2 separate regions of the Homo sapiens genome follow, and region 2 is linked to region 1. The links are chromatin loops, found by intact Hi-C in ENCODE. Cell type or tissue: IMR-90. All regions are shown on one strand. Each heading gives the region's core, and the rest is flanking DNA. Links, peaks and the distances in the headings are about the cores only.

Region 1 (4,400 bases), core at 127-4,126:
TTTTTCTATATGTCTTTCTGTTAAAAGCATCCCATTTTTTTTTTACAAAGCACTAGCCTCACGATCCCAACGTGACTCTAGTCACATGTGCATGAGAGAGTAGGTTTGTTTTCTCTTCTTCCTCCACTAACGTGTATACAAGCCTTGTTAATCAACACCTGTGCATTCTCTGAGGGGCTGTTCTGTGCGTGCTAAGGTGCTGCCAATGCCCCCCACCATGGATGGAGGGACAAAGAGGTGCCAGGCTCTGCTTGGTCCCCTGTCCAACTTTTAATAAACCAGGTCCAAAAATGAGCAACCTCTGACCACCACAAAATGCTCTGCCCAGCCATCTGCGTGGGGCTTGGGTCAGAGTCTCCTTGAAAATAAACAGGTGTCCTCATTCCAAGGGCCTTTAAAAAAGTCAGGCTGTGGCCCAAGGAAAACAAGGCCAAATATCTCAGAGGTTTATAATTCATTTTGTCACTTGGCCTTGTTAGTCTGGTTTGCAGGGGGAGCTCTGTGTGGGAAACAGGGCTGAGTTAATCAGAGGCAGACACCGAGGCCGACCACATGCAAAGGAGAAGCAAGAGAAGAGGAGGACAGAAAAATTTCCAGTATTTCCAAATGTGGGTGAAGCTAATCTTTCAGAGAAGGAAAAGTATGCATAATGTGGTGTGTCATTCCTGATTTGTAAAATGCTTGCACATGTGAATCATAATTCAATTAGATGGGGACAGTGACAGGCATCCTGGACTTGGAGTCAAAAGACCCTCATTCACCTTCAAGCTCTGCTACTTTTCTGAGCTCACTCACCTTAGACAATTTCCTTCAGGCCTCCCTGCCTCCAAGCTTCCTACCTCCCCCAGTCCAGCCTCAACATTGCCATTTGATCTCTTTTTCTTAAACACAAATTAGATCATGTCACTCTCCCGCTCAAAACCCTTTTTCACTCCCCCTGGAATAGAACCCAGCTCCTGGGAAGCACAGTAGAAGGCCTTCCACGATGAAGCAACCTCACCCCTGCACTATCCTTGCCTCACCTGCCAGCTCAGGTAGCACAGACCTGCTGTACTGCGAGTCCCCCAGCCTCTTGCTTTTGCTTATGCGATTCTACCAGGACAACCCTGCCCACTGCTTTATCTGATAAGCAGTTTGCACAAGCGACTTCTCCCCTGAGAACGCTTCCTAACCAGCACCCACAGCAAAGCTCCTCAAGCAATTAGCGTGCCACCCTGCCCTTGTAAAGCCCATACTGCAATCATCTGTTTATATGCACGGTTGCAAGATTTTGCTTATAAAAATAATGATAATAATAGATGCCCAGTTAACTGCTTTAGCATATATGGGACACACACACACACAAATTCCGTGTTAACCTGAAATTCAAATTTAACTGGGCATATGTTCATATGGCTTGTCCCTACTAGACTGGGTCACTGAAAATAGAGACTGAGACATCTTCATAGCCTTGGTACCCACAACATGACTGACTTACAGCAGGGGCTTGGGAAATACTTACTTTAGAGTTTTTAGCCTTAAAGTTACTAATCTTACAGGAAAATGAATAAACACTCCACTCACTTTTTATTTGCCTTCTTCAGTGAGATCTACATTAAGTGAGATCTAGGTTTTGCAGAAGGCTAAAGGTCACCCTTCTGCAAAATCTAGATTGCAGTTTCCAGACTGTCCGGCTCCAACCTGCCATGAGCCCCTGCGGACGCTAGATGGCGGAATGGGTTAAGGGACTAGCCCTGCTCTGGGGTCCGGGCGCCCCTATATAAAAGCAGGCGCTTCCTCTGCCGCAGAGCCCTGCATTATTGATTGTGACGCTGCCGCAGAGGTGGGAGGAGCCCGCCGCCATCTCGCCAAGTCTGCAGTATCGGGAACATGGCTTTAGGATCCTTTTCTCTCTCTGCAAAAAGTCCCTCGATAGCTGGAAAGAGAGAGCTCTCTGTGGCCCACATGATTGTTTTCATTCATAGGAAGATCAGACCTTCCCATAGTCAGAATCATTTTTATTTCACATTGTCATTCTGAATAGCGGCACCAAAGAATAGCAGCTGTACTTTCTGAAAGCCACTGATTTGAATCGGCACCTATCGTAAAATATTACCGCGTCACTGAAAGGCAAAATAGTCGGGGGCGGTGGGGGAAATTCATCATCTCTTTAGGTTTCTCAGTTACAAAACATTCTTATAAAAATAGATGAAAGTACTACGGACGTAAAATAGTTTCATGATATTTAAAACCACGGCCGTATTTTCAACCAGCATTCATTGGAACCGGAATCTGTATCTTGGAACTGAAAAGCGCTGATCTGAAACTAAACCGTGGGTGGGGCCCTGACGCCGTCCCCTCCGTGGCACCCTTCCCTCCGGGCCAGCAGAGGGCGCTCAACGGGCAGTCAAAGGGGCTCTCGCAGGAGTCCTGCCTATACAAACATTTTATTTTAGCAGGGAACTGAGTTGTCTATTTACTCACCAGTGTTTTTATTTAGCCAATGCCTTTCTTTGAATATAGATGTGCTGATTAGAGTGCTGTATTGTTCCCTCTCTTTATGAGCCACACATATAATGCATCCTCCATGTTGTCTCATTTGAGTTTCCTTTGTGAAATGAGAATTTAGAGACAGTGTAAAACATCTTGACTAAAGAATCTTAGATTCTGTACTCATAACCATCAAATATAATTCAACAACACATTTAAAGCAGCTTTTCCTGTTGAATCTTTCCCAAGCATTTTGCTTTTTCTTTCCATTGGAAATATCTTTCTTCATGTATCTGTGTATCATCAGTTTTAGTAATATTTGCTCAAATTAATATTTGCTCAAATTGTGTCGTTATCGGGATACAATTAAGTGGAATGAACAGATTAGGAAAGAGGCAAACAACACACTGGGCCTACTAAAGAGGAGCCTCCTCTCCTACCAGCTGTGAGCTCTCAGTGAGCTCAGGGTGTGTTCGTATGTTCCACGAAAGAAACTAAGAGTTAATTAATCTGTCCTGGTACGCGGAGGTCAATCAAGACAGTTTCCACCTGAATTCAGAAAGGTTACATCATTGTTTAAAAGAAATACACACACACACACACACACACACACACACACACACACACCACTTTTCCAAATCCACATGTAATGTAATTGAATCAACTGCTAAATCAAATGCTGTCTTAAGACTTGACAGAACAAAACTGAGCTCACGCTTACACACACTAGGACTGTTAATTGATGAGGCTCATCCACAAAAGACTCTCCAAAGTGAATCTCGTGTCACAGTTTCAGAGTGTGGAAAGCAACTCTTCAGTCCTGGATGATGGCTTTCAGAATGCCATCTGTGTCCTGTGCATGCCAGGCACACAGACACTGCCCTTACCTGCCCCTCAGGTTTTATGTCCAAAGTTAGTATGTCCACCTTCAGTAAGCAAGAATATCAGTTCTTAAACTCAGGTTCACAATAAATATATTTTTAGAATCCCTTAAATCAAGTCGCATGTAACTCCAAGTCCCCCTTTTATTGAGCTGTTGGACAGCTGAATCATAATCATTATTGGGCACCTCCTCCATCCTGGTTTGGGTCAGGGTTCCAGGTCCCTGCAGCCCACAGGCAATGGTTCCTTCAGGTTTGACAATCCTGCTATTTCAGTACCAGCCTTGGGTCATGAGAACATTGGTGCACTGGAAGATGCTGCATCTAGGGACCAATCTCCCTGGCTGGAGTCGCTGCTAGGGATATCTTGGCACCTCCCCAGCCCAGCACACTGCCAAGGAGAGGTGAGCAGCTCCCATTCTCACAGGACCTCTGACCAGTCTTGGGGGAGGAGAATCTCTTCCAGCCACCTAGCTGCTCCAAAAATGTGCCACTTCCTCCTCCCACTCTAGGAATTTACTGTAAACGGTAGTATCAGCTGTAAACCCTTTCAAACAAGATGGTGCCACCATCCCCACCCCCATTCCCAATAAAACTAAGGAGCTGCAGAAACTAAATGTGTGGATTGGCACTGCATGGGAAAAAGTTCTGTTCTAATGGGACAACGTAATGCTAAAGATTCAAAGCCACTTTGATCAAAAACATTCTGTCTTTTCTGGACAGTTACAAAAAGAGGAAAGATGGAAACTTTCCCACCATGGAGAACATGGGAGCTCTGTTTTGGGGCTCTTGAAGCATTTCCATGTATAAACACTTTGTTTTGTTAGCCAGCATTTTCGGTTCATGCATTCCTTCAGTCCCACCTCTAATTAAGCAAAGGCATTAAATTTTTAGTATCAGTAATAAATATCCCTTCCACCCCCCAAAAATGTTTATTACAATTATATGTTTTTTCTGCTACTGAAAAGGAATAACTTAAGTTTATGTGATGTAAATGTTGGCTTTGAGAAAATGAATAGGGAAGTGAGTCAGGAAGCAATCAACAGGAAG
Region 2 (4,400 bases), core at 251-4,250, 70 kb after region 1:
AAGGGACAGAGGGGACTTACTACAGGCACTCTTATACCTCTAACCATCATGTGCATTTTCAGCCATGCATTCAGATCACATTTATTAGTGCTATTATGTTGCCATGGGACAAAAGTCCTTCTCAAAGAGAAAGATGCCAGAGATGTTAATTACCAGGACTTGGTTCCAGAGTCGGTTCTAATGCCTTTGATGTATTCTTGGGCACACCTACCTCGAAGGCTGCAGCATCATCACTAATCCCTCTCTAGTGGCCATTGAGGGCTCGCCTTCCCAGGAAGAGTCATCTTCTTAGAAGACCTCAAAAACCATCAAGTTGTTTGTTGAGAACTGAGGGAGGGTTTCAGAATTTACTCAGGCTGCCAGCCTTAGAGGAGGTGTTTCGACATTTTCTCCAGCTCTAATACTAATGGTCTCAACTCCTACCACTGAGAAGAGTTGGCGCAAAGGGCTTCCTTTTGGTTCCAGTTTCTAACAAAACCAAAGGGAGAAATGCATCGTCCAGGAAAGTTGGTGTTTTGCTTAATCAGGCATCACCAACATAGACACTGTCTTAAAATCCCCAGCTAATCCTGCCCTCCTCATCACTCTGAGGCCAAAGTGCTGGGATTATGTTGTATTTATTTTTGTCTACTCAGTTCATCTAATTAGAATAGTAGGAGAAACAGGGCTAGGAACATACATCTCCTCATTCATGGAACCTAATAAGTGAAAGACCCGACAACCCAACCCTTTTACAAAAGTGCTTGCAATCCCTTAGGCAAGGGACCTAAGCTGCCAGTTGAGCTTCCCATGGACTGGAAACATGGAAAATGTGAGCTCTTTGTCACAGGGAGGACCTAATAAGAGACCAGGGGCCAGGAGCGGTGGCTCACGCCTATAATCCTGGCACTTTGGGAGGCCGAGGTGGGCGGATCACAAGGTCAGGAGATCAAGACCATCCGGGCTAACACGGTGAAACCCCGCCTCTACTAAATACAAAAAATTAGCCAGGCATGGTGGTACGCGCCTATAGTCCCAGCTACTTGGGAGGCTGAGGCAGGAGAATCGCTTGAACCTGGGAGGTGGAGGTTGTGGTGAGCCAAGATCGAGCCATTACACTGCAGCTTAGGCAACAAGAGCGAAACTCCATCTCAAAAAAAAAAAAGAAGAAGAAGAAAGAGACCAGGAAGATTACATGCTAAACTTTTCATAGATTACCCACATAACACTTCACAGTTATCATAATTGTCTGCTTACAGCTCTCTGTCTGGTACAAGGACTCTGTCTATCACAAGAGATGTTCAATAAATGTCTCCAATGAATAAATTACTGAATGAATGAGAGGTGTTTCCAAGTACACCATTACTATTTACCCAAATAAGAATTTAGCTTGTCTTGGTGTTTGTGTGTACACAAAGAGAAAATAAGGTAAGTCTTTCAGAAAGTACCTTACTACCTGTTTCGGATCTAAGATGGTGAAACCAGTTTTTAAAAAGAGACCACGGATCTTCCAAATGCATATACGTGTATATACTTATATAGCTATACAGAAATACACATATGCTCAAACACACACACACACACACACACACACACACCCACACACACACACAATGAGAAGTGCAGGCATCTGTAAGACTATAGCTTGGGGTAAGGTGACCTTGGACGCTTAAAGGTCATCCTTTACTGACACAATTTATACCCAGTAGCATCAAGAGAGTTTGTACTCATGTTTTCAGATAAATAAAACGACAATAAAAATTTTCTTACATTCCAAGAAATTTTGACTTTAGCTCCTGCCTTTTGTTCCATTCAGATTTTCTCCTTTTTTTCTATAATCTTCCACATGTTTCTCACACCATTAAGTGATTTTGTTACTATGGAAACCACACAGTCTGCATAAGGCTCAAGTATGATGTCAACTTAGAGAGTGATTTGAAATGTGTCCCATGGCCTGATAAAAAGCACTTGGAATAATATTGTGATGTGTCTATATAAACACATATCTGGGAATAATACACCTTTTAAAAATACAGGTGGGTATATGGGTGGGCAAACATGATTAATGAAGAATTCACTTACAGATACTGCTCCAAATGAAAATAAAGCTTGGTTAGGAAATGCCAGGTTTATAAAATCATGGTAATTATGAGTTAGAGCATGCAGAGTTTATCCCTTACATGCAAACTTTGCCTTGTTTGTGAAGTACTTAAATCCTAGCTTTCTAAAAGAGCTTTCCTAGAAATATTTAAAAACAGCACAGTGAACATCTAAGGAGAAAATTTTAGGTGACTTTCCGCCTGGAGGGGAAAGATAAAGAAGCTCTCCTCTTGGGGTGGTTTCTAAGCCTCTGGGTCCTTAATTCTCCGGCTGGAGATCTTGTTCTCATTTCCTAGGCAAAGTCCTGCCTTCAGACTAACACATATGTTTCTGATGTCATCATCTGGCCGTGAGTCTGTACATGATTCAGTGGCAGTGGAATCTCCCCTAATACTCTGAAATCACTTATTACACTGATAACAGTGGGGCGGGGGTGGGGGGACATGGAGGAGACTGGGAACCCTCGACCAAAAATCTCCCTAGGCTGTCTACTTGAGGACAAGCCACAAATCTGTGAGAGCTGTCAGACAACAAAGTAAGTGGCATGGAAGGCAAGCTCTGCTCCCTCCTCCTCTCCTCCTCAGCCGCCCTTCCTTCCGTCAGATCACTCGCAAGCGAGTCATCGCAACAACACTCCCGAGAACATTCTTGTTGGGTAATAAGAAAGCATAATTATATACTTCAGAGCTGTTGAGGTTTTCTTCTAGTTTCAAAACAATGAACATCCTGTGGAAAGATAGTGCCACTTGTGAATAAGCTGAGATTCTTTCCCCTGAACAACACACAGACAGTGGTTTGGAGGAAAAACCAGAGGACGGCCCTATTTAATGATTTTATTCCTTGGGTAACCTAACTGCATTGTTCTGTGGTACTCCCAGAAACAGGCTTCTGAAAGCATAATTATAAGTGTAATATCTTCAAAACTAAATATTGCGTTCTCTCCCTCTGTCTCTTTCTGTCTCTGCACACATGAGGACACACACACACACACACATACACTCTGAACAGGCCATCTAGTGCTGAGAGAAATGGAGTTGTTTCTAAGTTCATAGCAGGCAAAACTCGAAACTGACTTCAGTAACGTGTTATTGGTTTATTCACGTATTCCTAGTTCTCACCCCAGGCGTGATGAGTGAAGATGTGGAAAGGATTTCAAGTGTCTCCATAAGTGACATGGTGGTCTTTCTGGATTTGGAATCAGAGTGAAGCTCCATGAATGTGCAGAATTATGGGCTTTCCAGAGGCAGCCATTGGTTCCTGTGATTATCATCCCAACATTCCTCAGAGTCCCACAGAAAGTCACAAGAAACAGTTGTTGCTGGAGCTGAAGAAAACAACATTTAACATTTCAAAAATGCCAATCCTTTCAGTGCTCCTGTTTACTAATTATTGTCCATATGACTTCACAGGTGAGGAGATGGAGACCCAAAAAATGCCCTAGGCATTCCTATCTCAGTCTTTGTTCAGACTGAACTTCCAGAGCCCAGACTCTTCGCTTATGGCTAAATCAGGCCGTCCTTCAGAGAAGGCTGAGTTGCTTGTAAACCATCATGTAAGTGTGGTTCCTTGAACCACAGCCCACTAAACTCTCAGTTCCACTCTGATGGCCTCAGCAAAACATGCTTCCAAATAAAAACATCACATTGGTGATTTTATAAGGCTTAGGTCAAGTTCTTTTGACCACATGGACCCTGCCACGCGGAAATGAAAATTGTCAATAGCTGTTAGAAAATAACATCCCACAAGACGAAGCAAAGTATTCTGGAGCTCACACAACCACTAGTCACTGCCTGACTCTAGACCACAGACTCATGGAGATTCTGAGGCAGACACTGGGGATTTGATTGATTTTACTTTGGTGATGGCTTGGGACATATGATTTTCCTTCCTGAAAATCTGCTTTCTGGCAGTAAAAACCAAACCTAGGGGAATGAGTCATTTTTCCTCACCCAACTTTGGGTTCTGCTTCTCAACCAACTGGGAAATTTTGGAAACTCCAGTTTTTATGAGTGTGCAAGTGTGCACATGAGTATGCACACACATGTGTGGATGGGAAAGAGAGTGAGAGGGAGAGAGATTGATTGTGGGAAGGAGTAGGGAATGAAGAAAAATATATTTATCCTAGAGCCAATTTCTACCTGATAATTCATATTTTTAGCCTGTGGCCTTGAAGATGACTGTCATTTTATTGGCACAAATGACTTGCTGTGCAGTTTGCTGAGTAAGTGTTTTTTGTTGTTGTTGTCATTTTTTTTCTTTTTTTCTTTTTTTTAGTAGGAAAAAAATCTCAGCCATATGGGGAAAATGCTTTGGCAGATGGA

What was found. A loop is a pair of places that touch in the nucleus more often than their neighbours do. Peaks named below come from ENCODE experiments on the same cell type or tissue, not always from the same donor. Only the 100,000 strongest peaks of a DNase experiment are listed, where the experiment ranks them.
Region 2: a loop joins it to region 1, with 4 times the contacts of the local background. A loop is called at or near these places in 3 of 110 quality-filtered maps.

The regions. Positions count from the first base shown.
Region 1 is chr6:112,041,156-112,045,555 of GRCh38, reverse strand. No RefSeq gene overlaps it. Among named protein-coding and RNA genes, the nearest start is that of CCN6, 11 kb to the left of the region's middle. RefSeq lists a silencer at 1,692-1,791. In IMR-90, for the core only: CTCF peaks have their summits at 1,704 (motif pointing right) and 2,367 (motif pointing right); DNase peaks (open chromatin) are centred at 465, 1,785 and 2,355; H3K4me3 peaks cover 889 bases; H3K27ac peaks cover 490 bases.
Region 2 is chr6:111,971,619-111,976,018 of GRCh38, reverse strand. No RefSeq gene overlaps it. Among named protein-coding and RNA genes, the nearest start is that of LINC02527, 64 kb to the right of the region's middle. In IMR-90, for the core only: no CTCF peak of the experiment used is centred there; DNase peaks (open chromatin) are centred at 1,878 and 2,438; H3K4me3 peaks cover 615 bases; H3K27ac peaks cover 1,451 bases.